Regions from separate parts of the Mus musculus genome. Here region 1 is linked to region 2. The links are chromatin loops, found by intact Hi-C in ENCODE. Cell type or tissue: left cerebral cortex. All regions are shown on one strand. Each heading gives the region's core, and the rest is flanking DNA. Links, peaks and the distances in the headings are about the cores only.

Region 1 (6,787 bases), core at 1-4,000, 150 kb before region 2:
CAAGCTCTAGCCAATCACTTAAAATTCTAGTTTGTGGTTTGGAGAGATGGTACAGTGGTTAAGAGCCCGACTGCTTGCTCTTCCAGAGGTCCTGAGTTCAATTCCCAGCAACCACGTGGTGGCTCAAGGCCATCTGTAATGGGACTGGATGCCCTCTTCTGGTGTGTCTGAAGACAGCTACAGTGTACTCATATACATAACATAAATAATTCTAAAAAATCCTAGAAAACCACTTTTCTTCTCAATACCATTAGTGTGTTTGTGCAGATACCTACATGCTATAGCGAGTGTTTTGAGATTAGTGGACAGCTTTCAGGAGTTGTTAGTCTCCTTTGTTCTTAAAGATTGGGCCTCAGTAACAAACTCTATGCCTCTGCCTCTGGCATGCACTACAGGAATGGCTACTACTTTTATCTTTCTAGTTTACTTTTTCACTTATTATAGACAACTGATAGAAATGACAAGCAGCCAGAGGCTTCCTTCATTTTGCCAGCCTGTGTCAAGCACAGTACCTAGAACACAGTGGATAAGGAAATACTTGAAAATCCAGAGGCGTGGTGTGTTCTTTGGAGGCAGAGGCAGGCGGATTTCTGAGGCTAGCCTCAGGCTAGCCTGGTCTACAAAAGGACTACACAGAGAAACCTTGTCCAATGGGGTGAAAAAAGACAAAACAGGAAGAAGGTGACAGAAGGCAGCAACTAGGCTTAAGAACCATTGGAGGGGCCTGCATCAGCTTCCGGACCCTAGGAGGGTGGACCTAGGAACACGTGTTTCAAGGGCCAGTATCTCATATCTTCCTAAAAGTGGTCATGACTTTGCTCACCAGAGGAGTCTTCATCCACGTTCTCATACTGCAGAAGTCGATCTAGAAGGAAACTGAGACAAGTGGGAAGGAGGGTGGGTATCCCCATTTTGGTGGTCTTGAGCCCTACCTAGTCCCTCCTAGGAGACCCACTGGATCCTCCTAAGACTGCATGCATTTGGGATCCTGTTCCGGGACGGCGTAAGAACGGATTCCCTGGGAGTTAACAGTGCCCTCGTGCCCACAAGATGCCTTACCTCTTGTCTCGGGAAACCTTCAGCAATTTCCTTTGCGCCTTTCTGAGCTCCTCCTGGAAGCACTCGTGCTCCTGCGGCGGACAGGGCGGGTGCTGAGCCAAGAGCAATCCATAAAAGACCCAGAACCCGGAGACATCTCTCCCTACTCACCCCCTTTACCACATGGGTAAACTGAGGTCCTCTCCGAGTTAGGCCTCACACTCCACAACCGCCCCACGCTGGCACTCACGTAAATGAGGAACTTGAGCTTCCGCTTCAGATTCCTGTATTTCTTTTTGTAGTCCACTTCGCCGTCCGCTGGTCCGTTCATGACCCGCCAGGGAGAAACGCCCCGGAGTAGAGTCCCGCTACCCAAGTCCGCCCGGCCTCTCACACCTCCACTTCCGGAGACTTTGCAACGCCGTATGAAACGGACTACAACTCCCAGCGTCCTCCGCGCGCGGGGAGCGTAATCACACCGCCCGCCCTCCTGGGGGAAGACCCGAAAGGAACGCTGCTTCCAGTGGCTTCGCGGTGAGCTGAGGTCACAGAGGAGCTGGACACTGGGGGGGCACAATTATTGATTGTAAACTGTTTATAAAGATTTGGAACCAAAAGAATATAACCAGAAATTCAGTATGTTAGCGAGAATACCGTCTCCCTTCTGCCTTTCGAAACAAGCGACCTAATTTGTTAATCCCGACCACAGGGATTGATTGAACTGATTACGTTATAAAGACTGCCGGCGCCGAACCGGCTTCTAGCGAAAATTTTAACACGTAGTTTTAGCAAAGAGTCGAAACCTCGCTCAAGACCCACCAGCTGCTCAGGAAAAAGCAAGGTCGGCCAAAGTTTTCCGTCTCAGTGCTCCACATCGGAGGCTCAACGGTCCCATTCCTCACGAAGCCGCCGCACTGCGCGTGCGCAAACTACTGTCGCTCGGGAAACCAGCCTTGAAGAAAAAAAGGCGGGAGCAACCAATCCCTGGTGACGCAAAATGGCGCCGGGAGATGAGATGCGAAAATTCACTCGCAGCTTCTTTCGAGCTTGCCCGGACCTCAGGTGCATAGAGTCTGGGTATTAGAGTCTGGGTTGTGAAGGGGAGGGGTTAGGCTGGAACTCTGTCATGACACGTGTCTCTGTAGCTCGGTTACGCACGCCATCGTGCGACAGAAATTTTTGATTCACGTGGGTCGGGATCATCTTGAACCTGAAGAGAAGCAGGCGTTGAAGCGGCTGGTGGAGGAGGAGCTGCCGAAAATGCAGGTGTGGGTCTAACCCTGGGCCAGCAGAGACAGGGTTTGTTGCTGAGGGGTTGGGGCAGGGCATCTTGGTTCGGTTTGCCCTCATGCTGCACCCACAGGCGGATGCTGGTACCAGGGAAGGAAAGCCAGACTTTATCAAAGTGAAGAGGTCTCCTGCTCCCTGCAGTGACCCAAAGAAGAAAAGGTTCCGCTTTAATTCAGAGTCAGGTTAGTGCCTTCTTCCCTGTTTATCTGTCTGTGACTCCAGCATCATTGGTTTCTTCAAAAGGCGAGGCGCATGTATTAATTGCAAGGCTGGGGCTTGGGGGACAGTGAGTCAGGAACCAGCTGGGGCCACAGCTGTGGTGCTTCTTGCTGCCCTTCACTCTTAACCAGAGTAGATCTAGAAGCATCCTATTCTAGATGGAAGGAGAGGGAGGAATCCATCCAGTCCCATCCCCATGTTTCAGAATCCAGCTCTTCACCATCCAGTCCAGATGGCTCAGGACCCTCAACAAAGAACAGGACAACCAAGAAGACATGTCTAAGAAGAGCCTTAAAGAAAGCAGTTGAGAGCACAGATGAAGACCACCAAACAGACCTGGATGCAAAGATGGGATTGGAGGAGAGCAGTGAGGGGGAAGCAGAGGGCTCTGTTAGATCAGGTAAGGTCACCGAGGAAGAGGAGGACATGAAACAAGAACAGAAGGGCCAGGTTAGAAAGCAAGCTGGGGCCAAAGACAAGCAAGTACCACTCAAGGCAGACAGGAAGCAGGTTAGGGAAGAGAGTGGGAGCAGTGAGGAGGAGGCTGTGCTGCAGAGAGCAAAGGTGGAGGGAAGCACAGGTGCTAACTGCCAGGAGGAGAGTGAAGAGAGCGGAGAGGAGAGCCCAGCTAAGAAGAAAGAGCTTAGTGAGCCCAGATCCAGAAGTAACAGAGCAGAGAGAACAGCCAGGGAGAGAAAGAGCTATAAGCAGAAAAGCAGGCCTGGGAGGCCAACTGGAGGCTTGCGAGACAGCGAGGCAGAGAAGGAAGGGGGCACAGTGGGCAGTGGGGACAGCAGTGAGGAGGGGGAGGCAGAGAAGGAAGGAGGCACAGTGGGCAGTGGGGACAGCAGTGAGAAGGGGGAGGCAGAGAAGGAAGAGGGCACAGTGGGTAGTGGGGACAGCAGTGAGGAGGGAGAAGAGCACTCGGTGAAGAGAAAGAGCAAGGTCAGGACCCAGACCGAGAGTGGGAGGAGGCAGAACACAAGCAGCAGGGATGACAGTAACAGCACACAGGAGCAAGCAGCTGCTCAAGGCACTACAAAGTCAGGCAGCCTAGGCAGCAGTAATGGTGACAGTGACACAGAGAGGGAAGTGAGTGACTCCCAGGCAGGACAAAACACCAAAGAGGAGAGGAAGAGCCGCTCTTCCAACAAGAGCTCCAAGAACGGCCAGGCCCGAAGTTGTTCATCTTCATCAGATTCGAGTCCAGAACCCACAGGTCAGAAGGGCAAGGCCCGAAGTTCCTCATCTTCATCAGATTCAGGTCCAGAACCCACAGGTCGGAAGGTGAGAGGACACACCAGGTGGGTGGGATCCACTCAGGAAAAGGGACTTCAGCTGCAAACTCCTTATTAGGCTGCCTCTCGCTGTGGAGAGGACCACCCAGCTGTGGCTAGACTAAAGCGTTACATTCGAGCCTGTGGTGCCCACCGAAACTACAAGAAGCTGCTGGGCTCCTGCAGCTCCCACAAGGCGCGCCTGAGTGTCCTCAGGGCTGAGCTGGAAGCACTGGGCATGAAGGGTGAGAGGGGTGTGCCTGAGATCTACAGGAGGGCCTGAGCACTGGGGAGGAGGCCTCACAAGCTGCTTCTGCTCCAGGGAACCCTTCCTTGGAGAAGTGTCGCGCTCTGAAGCTGCAGCGGGAAGAGGCAGCTGAAGTGGCTGCCCTGGATGTTGCCAACATCATCAGCAGTACAGGTAAACAATTTCTGCTTCAGGGAAGGAAGAGCCTGGGGTCCGGGAACTGATTTTTCTCTCCCCACCTCCCAGGCCGGCCACGAAGACGAAATGCCTGGAACCCTTCAGGGGAAGGGACCTCCCCAGGAGAGACTTATCGCCGAACCCTGGACTCAGAAGAGGAGCAGCCGCGCCAAGCACCTCCAGACTGGTCCCATATGCGTGATATCATCAGCAGTGACGGTGACAGCAGCTGAACTCCCGTGTCCATGGTGGACCTTACCCTGTTATACAAGAGCCTGGTCAGTGGAAGCAACTTCCAAAGACAGACTACAGTGGCAGGATCCAAGTTATTGGCACACTACTCAATTTCATGTTCTCTAAGATGGCCTTGGGGTTCATGTGCAAGCATCCTCTCCAGGCATTTGAGTGGACTGTTGTTTGTTTTTAAAGACTCAATAAAAAATGTTTGTAATTACTTCATCCAAATTGGTCCCAAACCGTCATGCCCTGTCTGTCCTTTGGGGTCAAGAATTTAGTAGTCGAATTCTCTCTCTTATCGATTCCAGAGTTGTCCTAGCCCCTGTACTGTGTCATCCAGTCTGTCACCAGATGGTATCAGAGAGGGTATGGCTCTCCCTCCTCCAGTGTGGCCAATCTGGCCTTAGCAATGTAAAGTTGACTCCAAGAATGTATGCCTAGCATGAATAAAGCCCTGGGTCTCAACCCCAACAACACACACACTCTCAGGCTCAGTTCATCTTCATTCCCATGCCGCCAGGGTCTCTTAGCCTCATACAGGGAGTTTTAGTAGACCCGTCTGGCCAATCAGAGCCCAGGTGTAGTAAGATAGACAAATGGGATCCCAAAGCAAAGCAGAATAAGGACTTAAGCTGATGACCTTCTAGTCATATGTGCACCCACTAAAATCACTACAACTTCAATCACGTCACCCAACTAAGCACAAGTAATACTATCACTTGCCACTGATAAATTCTCCACACATACCTTAGACAAAAAGGGAGACATCCTGTGGTCTGTTAGAATAACCAACAGTTTATTAAAAGCTCGCCCTAGGGCTCTGTGCCAGCCCCATAGCTGAGAGGGGCTCCCATGACTGCTCCCAGGTTTGGCAGCAGCCCTTTCCAAGGTCCTTCCCTTGTCCCCCGCCCCAGCCCTGACCCCAATTTAAAAAAAAAAAAAAAAAAAAAAAAAGACAAGACGGCACAGGACGTCAGACAGCAATAGGAGAATGGTGAGACTCAGGCACCCTGACTGCAAGACCCCTGATCCTTCTGGAGGAAGGCCTCCTCCCATTCTCCTTGCTTTGGCACCAGACCTGCTCTGCCATTCCACCAGGTCTGGGGGCCCTGTTGTCCCCAGTTCATGGCCCCATCACAAGGGTTGTATAATTCTCTGAAATATAATATATCTAGACCCACCCTTCCCCTCCCCTAGGGGACCAGATGAATATTTGACACTCACAGTTCCCACCTTTTATAGGTGGTGATGGAGGGAGACCCTGGCACCATGGTGGGGAGGCAGGGCTCCTGGTCAGCCTTGGGGCACCAATGCCCAAGCTGGCCTGGGGTCACTGGCCAGCCCCAAGAAGCTCATGAGATGAGGAGGTCTGATGGGGGAGCTGGAGCCAACATCTGTCCCCACCACCACTGTGTAGGCTTCAAGCACACTGCCTGTAGGATCAGGCACCACCCACTCCCACCTTGCCCTACTCCTCTGCCCACCACTCTGGACTTCAGGAATAGAAGTGGGAGGAGCCGTTGAGGATGTGGGAAGCAACACTGGTGCTTCGGCTCAGCGGCCCTGGCACTGCAGCAGGTGGGCCGACGTTCTCACCACTGCTGCCCCCTGACGCTGCCCGCCTTAGGGGTTGAGGACTGTTTCTTAGCAGCAGCAGAGCCCCTCCACGGGGTGTTCCACTCTGTGTTGGGGGCCCTAACCAGTTTGGAGGCCCTGGGGGAGCCAGCAGAGCTGGCTGACGCCAAGCTGGTGGGGGCATGCCTGGTGGAGGAGGGCCATGGCTCCAATGGGCCCCTGAACGGGGAACTGGACGGGAGGGCCAGGCAGGGGCGGGGGGTGGAGCAGGATAGCCCTGGGCCGCAGCTTCAGCTGGAATGCCCCCCAGAGCCATGCTGGAGAAGCCCAGTCTCATGCTCTCAGCATCGAAGGCCTCGATCTCACGGGCCTGCCGCTCAAGCAAACTCCGGATACGTTCCGAACGGCCTGTCTGTAGGGCCAGCAGCTCTTCTTCCACCTGGGACACCCAGAACAGGGGTGAGTCCTGGAACAGAGAGCCTGCCCTTCCTTTCCCATCTTGGGGGGACAAACCCCTTACCCGTTGCTCTAGCAGTGCCCGCCTCAGAGCTACTCTCTGCTCCAGCTCCCTCAGCTCCCGCTCATGCTGGCTCTCTGTGCGGATCTTGATCTTGCTCTGGTAAGCGTTGAGGAGCTCCAGCTCCTGCTGGAGCTGCTGCCGCAGGGCCTGAAACTCTGCCTCTTGGGTCTCATCAAGCCGGAGCTGGAGGACAGGGAGAACAGGGTT
Region 2 (7,254 bases), core at 1,136-5,135:
AGGCTGGCCCCAAGCCTCTGGAGACCCTCCTGCCTCAGCTGCCCAAGTGCTGAGATTACATGTAAGTATGCTGTGCCACCGAGTCACACTCTACCCATCAGGTTGTAGAGTCCTTGTCCCAAATGCATGAAATCCTAGGTTCGAGCCCCAGCTCTGAATAAAACTGATATTCATGACAGAAATCTATAATGTTAGCACTCACTCAGGAGGTGGGGGCAAGAAGGTTAGATGTTCAAGGTCATCCTGAGCTACACAGAGAGTTCAAGACCACTTAGAAAAAATGAGGAGGACCCCCCCTTCTCTTTTTTTCGAGACAGGGTTTCTCTGTGTAGCCCTGGCTGTCCTGGAACTCACTCTGTAGACCAGGCTGGCCTCAAACTCAGAAATCCACCTGCCTCTGCCTCCGAAGTGCTGGGATTAAAGGCGTGCGCCACCACGCCCGGCTGAGGAGGACCCTTTCTCAACAACAACCACCACCCCCAAAACAAAACCTAAAGTCAACCAACCAAACAAGAGAAACAGAAATGATGGGGTCTCTCCTGCTAAGTGCAAGGCACCCTTCCTGCTTCAGGTTTCTGAGTAGGGAGTGGCACATGTGTGCTACTGGGCCTGACAAAAGTCCCCTTACCGCCCATCTCCTGTGAGGGAGACCCTATGTCAGGGACGCCTGAGGTTTTGGGGGCCGAGGACATTAACAGGGTGCTTTCGAACCCTGAAAGTCTTAGAAAGTGAAACCTCACAAGGCAGAGCTGCCCACGCCCTCCTTCCTGTAACTGCTGAGACGTCACTGCCCCAGAAGAAACGTCGCAGGAAAGCAGTCAGACTAGAGAGAGCCTGTGGGACAGACATCTACTCCCGGGTTGGAGTCTTGGGGGTCCCGCCACGGTCACAAGATCCGTACTCACATTTAGCAGGGTAGCTGGCTGCTGCAGGCCACAGGTCAGGAATTTCCCTCACCAACACTTGGGATGACTTCCCTAATGGGCTGGGCAGGCAGGGGCGGAGCTTGTGTATTTAAAGGGCCCTGCAACTGGATCTTTTGCTCCTCCAGGCTGCACTGAAGTCACCACAGCTGGGGGCAGTTTCTGAATCAGTGCTAACTGGCGGGTCTGGACCGAGACTAGGAAATCAGAGGATGCAGCAGTAAGGGTGGGGGTGGGGGATGGTGGCTGGCTGAGCCTCTGCCTCTTCTGGCTTCAATATTACAGTGTGGAGGAACACAGCTCTGCCTCTGCCCAAGTGAGAATGCGTGCTTGGGTTGAGCTGCAGTCTCTCCTCTGAGAAGATCACCCGGCATCTTTTTTTTTTTTTGGTTTTTCGAGACAGGGTTTCTGTGTAGCCCTGGCTGTCCTGGAGCTCACTCTGTAAACCAGGCTGGCCTCGAACTCAGAAATCCGCCTGCCTCTGCCTCCTGAGTGCTGGGATTAAAGGCGTGCGCCACCACGCCCAACTCATCGGGCATCTTTTATTAGATTTAGCACATCCAGCTCAAAACTGCGAACAGACACTAAACAGAACACACAGGCACTCTCCTGAGAGGCACTGCGCTGGGAGCCTGAGGCCTTCCCCATTACAAGTTCCCCAGAGCCTGGGTTGGGAAAGGCTGGCCATGCCCAGCACAAAACAGTCTGCACCTGTAGGCAGGAGCAGCACCAGTCAGTACTTCCGCTGTCTGGGAAAGAGACTGTTTCCTGAGGATCGGAGTGGAGGGCTGGTGGGGCTGGGGCCCTCTGAGTCTAAGCTGAAGAGGTCTCTCCCGGTCCGGAGGATTTGCTCCTCTAGTTTCTTATGGCGCTTCATGTCTGAGAGGACCTTATCCAGACGCGCCTCCCGTTTCTGGCTCCGGGCTGAGCTTCCTAAGATGGTAGAAAACATGACAGCATTGAGACGTGAGCCCTCCAAGTGCCCACACTTAGAGATCTTGTTAAATACTCCCTTCTTAGGCCTCAGGGGCACAGAGGAGCTAATGTTTAGGTTTGGGCCACACACAGGATGGCTGGTATTAGACTAAGATACCCATAATGCAATGGCTGGGGAACATAACCATCATGTGCAAAGGTCCTGGGGCAGGGGTAGAGGCCAGAAAACTTAAGACTCTCCGTGGACATGCTCTTCCTCTCTGGAATGGAATCCTCGGGAGTAGTACAAGCTGAGGAAAGACGGGACCTCACTTAAAAGGACTCCTCTGGTTGACAATGGTGGATCTGTACAAGCGGAGCTAATGCAACTTGCTGTTGGCTTGGCCGGCTGCGAGAGAGCTCCAGAATGATTCTAAAAGCATATTCTAGGAAGGCCCACAGGCTGGGATGTCAGGTCAGCTCTGGGCATGAACATAGTACTTCAGAGATGTGTTCAACAAACTTTGAACTTCTGGGAAGGTCTGCGGGGTCCCTGATAGGAAAGTATGGCACTGACCTAAGCCAGAACTATGCTGCTACTGTGTGAATGCTACTGTATGAATGCTCCGTCCCACTGCTGGTCAAGATGATGGCTGAAACCAGCCAAGGCCTCAGACCAGCCCACTTGTGGGCGGGGTAACTAGGGGAGGCCCTTTACCTCCCCTCAGTTCTTCCCTCTCATCCGTACCTGGTGTCCGTCTCCTGTCAATCAGTGAGTCCTTTGGTGTCATTGGCTCATCATCAAAGTCAAATTCTGTAGGCATGTGCGGCCTGAAACAGGGTGGACAGAAAGCCAAGGTTGAGAGAAGCACTCCCTAACACCCGCTGGCACACCCCAGCCCGCCGCCTCATCCTTTCCTGCTCTCCCCTCCCTCCAGGCTCCGTGCTCAGGAGAGCAGTCCCGGGAATAATGTGTAAAGCATGGCCTCACTTTTCCTCCTCCTCTTCTTTGGCCTCTGGCTCCTCGTCTGATCTCTCCTCTTCACTCTGGGCCTCTGGGGTAGGCGGCCGGCGGGGTAGGATCTCTGCTTGAAGCTCCAGAGTACCTTGGGTAGCCAGCAGTTCATAGAGCCGCTGGATCTCGGAGGGTGGGGGCATCCAGGACTGCCCATTGGCCGGCAGCTCCACCTCCTCATCGCTGCAGGGCACGCACCAGTCTTCGGCTTCTCCCTCCGCACGCTCGTCGCTCGCAGCGCTGGGAGCTTCTAGTGCCTCCTCAGGCCTGGATCCCTCACGCCCGGCCTCCTCCTGACTGCCTTTCCCCTCTTCCTCGGCCTTACTAGCCGAGACAGAGGGACCTCCAGTGTCCTCCACCGCCAGAGCTTGGAGGCCGGAAGTCACTTCCCCTTCTTCAGACAGAGGCGCTGCTGTGCTGCCTGCAATGGTTCCATGGCCCAGGGCAAGGGACATAGAGTACTAGAGAAGAAGCCCAGCAATAGAGGAGATTCTAGAGTACCAAACCAGTGCGCCTCACCCGAAAGGCTGGAGAGCCTTTCTAGGTCTAGGAAATCGCCAGTCAGTCCAACAGCTGACTGCGGCCAGAGCACCGTCCCCAGGAGGGGGCGCTCAAACCCCTGCAAGGACAGACCCCACCCCACGGACCCAGAATTCTGCCGTTCCCAGGGACCCGCAGGAAACACGCTCGGAGCTGGAAAGGGAAGGGCCTGTTTTCTCGCTTTCACATCGCCTTCTCCATCACCGGGATGGAAGTCATCTTTTTAGACCGGGCAAACCTAGTTCGCGTCTACTCAGCAGCGGTACAAACCTGGAGCTAAAACCCGCCTCCCAGGCTGCGCAGCATCTCAGTACGCAGGCGCAGAGAAATGGCGCGCGGAGGCTCCGCGGTAGTCAAAGCTACTTGGAAGAGGAAAGAGAAGACTTGCGCATGCGCAATTTGGCCCTTAGGACTCATTAACCTCGGCCCATACTAAAGATGGCCACTGCGGCAGCGCATGCGTATTCCGTTCAGTAGGGCCTGCCAGAAAGCAGTACCTTGACTCTGCAAACACAGGGACCAACTGAGGCCAGTCTCATGCATTCTCTGTTTATTAGTGTTTAAGACTCATGCAGCATTCAGCATACAAAAAGGGAGACTCAGTTTTATTTTTTGAAAAGGAATTTTAGTTTTCCCCCAACTTTTTTTTTTTTTTTTAAAAAAGAAAGGAAACAAACAAAAAACCCCGCCAACTCTGAAATGCATCGCAGCTGGCTCTCTGCCTCCTCAGAGGGCTGTCGCGTGCAACAAACCTCCCTCATCCTCTTAGAGAATAATTACAGAGCTCCCCCACCCTTCCCTTGCTCCCTGCAGCTGGGAACTTTGGTCCTGTTTTTGTTTGTTTGTTTTGTTTTGAATTCTACTGTTTACAAAGCACATAAATAGACCTTCAAACAAGAAACTCTGAGGTTAAAAAGCCCAAACGGGCAGATCAATTCAGGCTGACTCTTCAGGCGCAGCTATGCCCCTTCCTCCCCTGGATGTTCAGAATAAGGACTCTCAGAAGGTCCCCCAGGTGAGGACTCACTTGCCAGCTTTGGGACCCAATAGGCACCTTAGGGGTAGGGGTAGGGTATGGTCTGGGCCTGGGTGGTCCCCAGTAGAGAACAGTCAGAGCCCCCAGCTAGGCTCCTCTCCCCACACCATCCTTCTTCCCTCAGCCTGACCTAAGTACTGCAGTTTTTGCAGACTAAGTGTTGGCAGGAGGGTGAAGACGCTAAGGGGGAGATGAAAAGGGAGAAAGGGTCAGGGGACGTGGCAAGGGGAAAAACGGTGTTAAGGAAGGGGAGAACGGGATGGGTTAGATACCAAGACAATGAACGTTGGGAGGCCAGGGATAAGGTTCAGAGGATTCCAGAGGCAGGAAGAAGTGCAGGGAGGCTGGGAGAGATGCAGAGGTGCAGAGTACAATTTAGATGTTCAGGAAGGCTTCCAGAAGTGCAGAGAGGTTTTCAGAGTGCAGGGTTAGGGAGGTCAAGAGGCAGGAGTGGGGTGGGGGTCTGCAGGCAAAAGTGCAGGGAGAAAGGAAGCCTATGGCTGGCAGAGGAGCCTGGCAGGATGCAGGGGGAAAGAAGCTGTAAACAAGGCCGCTCAGGCTCCCTTGGTCCCTAGAGATGGGGGCCAGGGCCATGGACTGGGATTCTCCCAGGACAGGGATGGACCCAAGACAGCTCCCAACAGGAAGAAAAGTCTTGGAATGCAGGGCAGAGCCCCTCACTTATACACTGTGGGAGAGGAGAGGGAAAGACAGACAGGGAAGGAGACAGGAAGAGACAAAGGCATAGGGAGGACAGACAGGAGAGAGCAGGGTCAGGGGTTAGTAAAGCTGCCCTGGTCAACCCTCCGCGCCTCCCTTCCTGTCCCTGACCCCCACTCACCGCCTAAGTTGATGACGCAGGAGGCGATGATGATGAGGACCCCCCCAACCAGCGCCACGATGCTTAAGAGCTTGGCTACTCGGCCCAGACGTTGAGCCCCATCCACGTCCCCCTGTTGCAGGCTGTTCCGGGACTGGGGTGAGGGTGAGGGGTTTGGAGGTATCATGGCCCAGGTCAGCAGGAGCCAGCCCAGCAGGGATCAGGTGAGAGTCCAGAGGAGGAAGGTCAGCCCAATGGGGTTGAGAAAGGAAGGAGAATTGGGGACGCAGGAGGAAGAGGGTACAGGTCAGTAAGATTATATGACACATCTGTTTCCCTCCCGCTTGAAGGGGTCGGGCAGGAGTGCCTTGGAAGGTTAGGTCCTGGGGAGAGACAAGCAAAGGGCCAGCAATTGGAAAAGTGGGATCCATGCAGAGAGGTGAGGGAAGGTGTCATTACTGGGGCTCTGGGCTGACACTGGCACGAAGCTGAGAGCCACAGTACACTTGGGCCAGGGTCCCTTGGGGCTCACCATGACGGCATAAGCGAAGGCCACAATGTTGACAGGCCACATGGGGCAGAAGCAGGACAGGATGGCAAGGATGATATAGTCCCGAGGTTTCTGGGTGCCTTCGCCCCCTTCCACCCCAGGCCCTGCCAGCTGGGAGCTGGGATGACGGCTTAGGCTACCTCGAGGAGATCCTGGATGCCCACCGTGTGCCCTTCCTATTCTGTCTTCCTCAACGAGTTTCTGCAGCACACGGGGGGGAGCCCCATTGGCTGGGGGTGTTTTAGTTGAGGGTGGTGAGTGAGGTTGGGGGGCTGGGCCCTCTTCCCCGTCACCAGCCTGAAGGGGAACCACTGCTCCGTTTTCTTGTTTTTCCCCTGTACTTTCTGTCAGGACCTCTGTGGTAGGGTCCTCTTGGGTGGGGGGCTCTGCCTGAAGGGGTGGTTTAGGAGGAGGCTGGGAAGTTGGCTGAGGGTCTGACTGGGTGTTTATCTGAAAAGCAGGCTCCGAGGTTGGCTCAGGAGGGGCTGTAGACTGCGGCTCAGACCCTTCCTCTGCTGCAGTCTCTCTGTTCACATCTGGTTTGGATGCTGGCTCTTGGCGTGCCTCGCTGGGGCTGGGGCTGGGGCTGGCCTTGGAGCCTTCTTCTGGGTTTAAACTGAGGTCTGTGGCCTGGACTGTTTCTGGGGTTTCAACTGGGGTCTCTGTGGTTTCTGGTGCCAGCTCTGCCTTAGGCCCTGAGTCCACAGGGGCTGCAGTGATGCCTGGGCCCGGCTGAAGGGCCTCTGGCTGGTCTGGGATCTCTGCTACAACCTGGACAGGACCTAGTCCTTCTTCAGAATGCCTGGGACCTTCTGTCTGGGTTTTGGAACTGTCTTCCACCCCCTTCATCTCAGAGACCTGAGAGCTGCTGGCTGCCATCTTAGAGAAGCGAGATGGGAGAGGGCCCGTGGGGAAGAGGAGACAACAGTGACAGTAGCAAATCCTGGAAGAGGAGGAGACAGGCTTGGTGAGGAGGGAAGAGTGTCTCTCATCACCACAGGCTCAAGAGGGCTAGGATTCTGTTTCAAGGCTAGCCTGTACTGTCCCTAGGGAGAGGAGGAAAAGTTGGGATTTCCTTTGCTTTAAGGTGGAGAAGTATTTTAAAGTCGGCTTGGAGAGCCATGGGAAGATAAGCCCTTTTCTAAACAGAACTGCTCTTGGGTCTGTTCCTAGATCCATCCAACACACCCAACAAGACCCAGTCTCTCAGCTTCCAACTCGAAGGCGCACCAGAACATGAAAATCTGTGCATGCGTCAGGCACTCCAACAGGCAGACTGACCAGGACCCCACACAGTCTGCTCCTTCTGTACCCTTCCCTCCTCTCTGGGCACCACCTAAGAAGTGCAGGGTTTCCTACTGTGCATTTGGGCTCAAATGCCCGTCTACCTCCTTCCAGCCCCATTCTTGGGGAAGACCCAGTATCTTGTGCATACCTTCTTAGCCCTTCTTTTAG

The links. Hi-C counts contacts between places; a loop is a spot of excess contacts. Peaks named below come from ENCODE experiments on the same cell type or tissue, not always from the same donor. Only the 100,000 strongest peaks of a DNase experiment are listed, where the experiment ranks them.
Region 1: it touches region 2 in a loop (4-fold over the local background); 1 of 42 quality-filtered maps calls a loop at or near these places.

The regions. Positions count from the first base shown.
Region 1 is chr7:126,860,417-126,867,203 of GRCm38, forward strand. Ino80e (INO80 complex subunit E) reads right to left here and starts at 1,956. Exons shown (of 8, transcript NM_001370765.1): 1 at 1,858-1,956; 2 at 1,289-1,601; 3 at 1,060-1,130; 4 at 824-876. The coding sequence starts at 1,913. Hirip3 (HIRA interacting protein 3) reads left to right here and starts at 1,556. Exons shown (of 7, transcript NM_172746.3): 1 at 1,556-2,100; 2 at 2,184-2,304; 3 at 2,402-2,510; 4 at 2,753-3,834; 5 at 3,904-4,069; 6 at 4,147-4,245; 7 at 4,318-4,706. The coding sequence starts at 2,036. The coding sequence ends at 4,481. It also overlaps a transcript of Taok2 not described here. In left cerebral cortex, for the core only: no CTCF peak of the experiment used is centred there; DNase peaks (open chromatin) are centred at 1,503, 1,989, 2,567 and 3,809; H3K4me3 peaks cover 2,756 bases; H3K27ac peaks cover 2,404 bases.
Region 2 is chr7:127,013,614-127,020,867 of GRCm38, forward strand. Pagr1a (PAXIP1 associated glutamate rich protein 1A) reads right to left here and starts at 3,739. Exons shown (of 3, transcript NM_030240.1): 1 at 2,830-3,739; 2 at 2,587-2,669; 3 at 1,438-1,856. The coding sequence starts at 3,308. The coding sequence ends at 1,657. Prrt2 (proline-rich transmembrane protein 2) reads right to left here. Exons shown (of 4, transcript NM_001102563.1): 2 at 5,782-6,742; 3 at 5,271-5,403; 4 at 3,929-5,117. The coding sequence starts at 6,678. The coding sequence ends at 5,107. Mvp (major vault protein) reads right to left here and starts at 981. Exons shown (of 15, transcript NM_080638.3): 1 at 906-981. The coding sequence starts at 907. In left cerebral cortex, for the core only: a CTCF peak has its summit at 3,442 (motif pointing right); DNase peaks (open chromatin) are centred at 2,600, 3,068, 3,502 and 3,758; H3K4me3 peaks cover 3,113 bases; H3K27ac peaks cover 3,041 bases.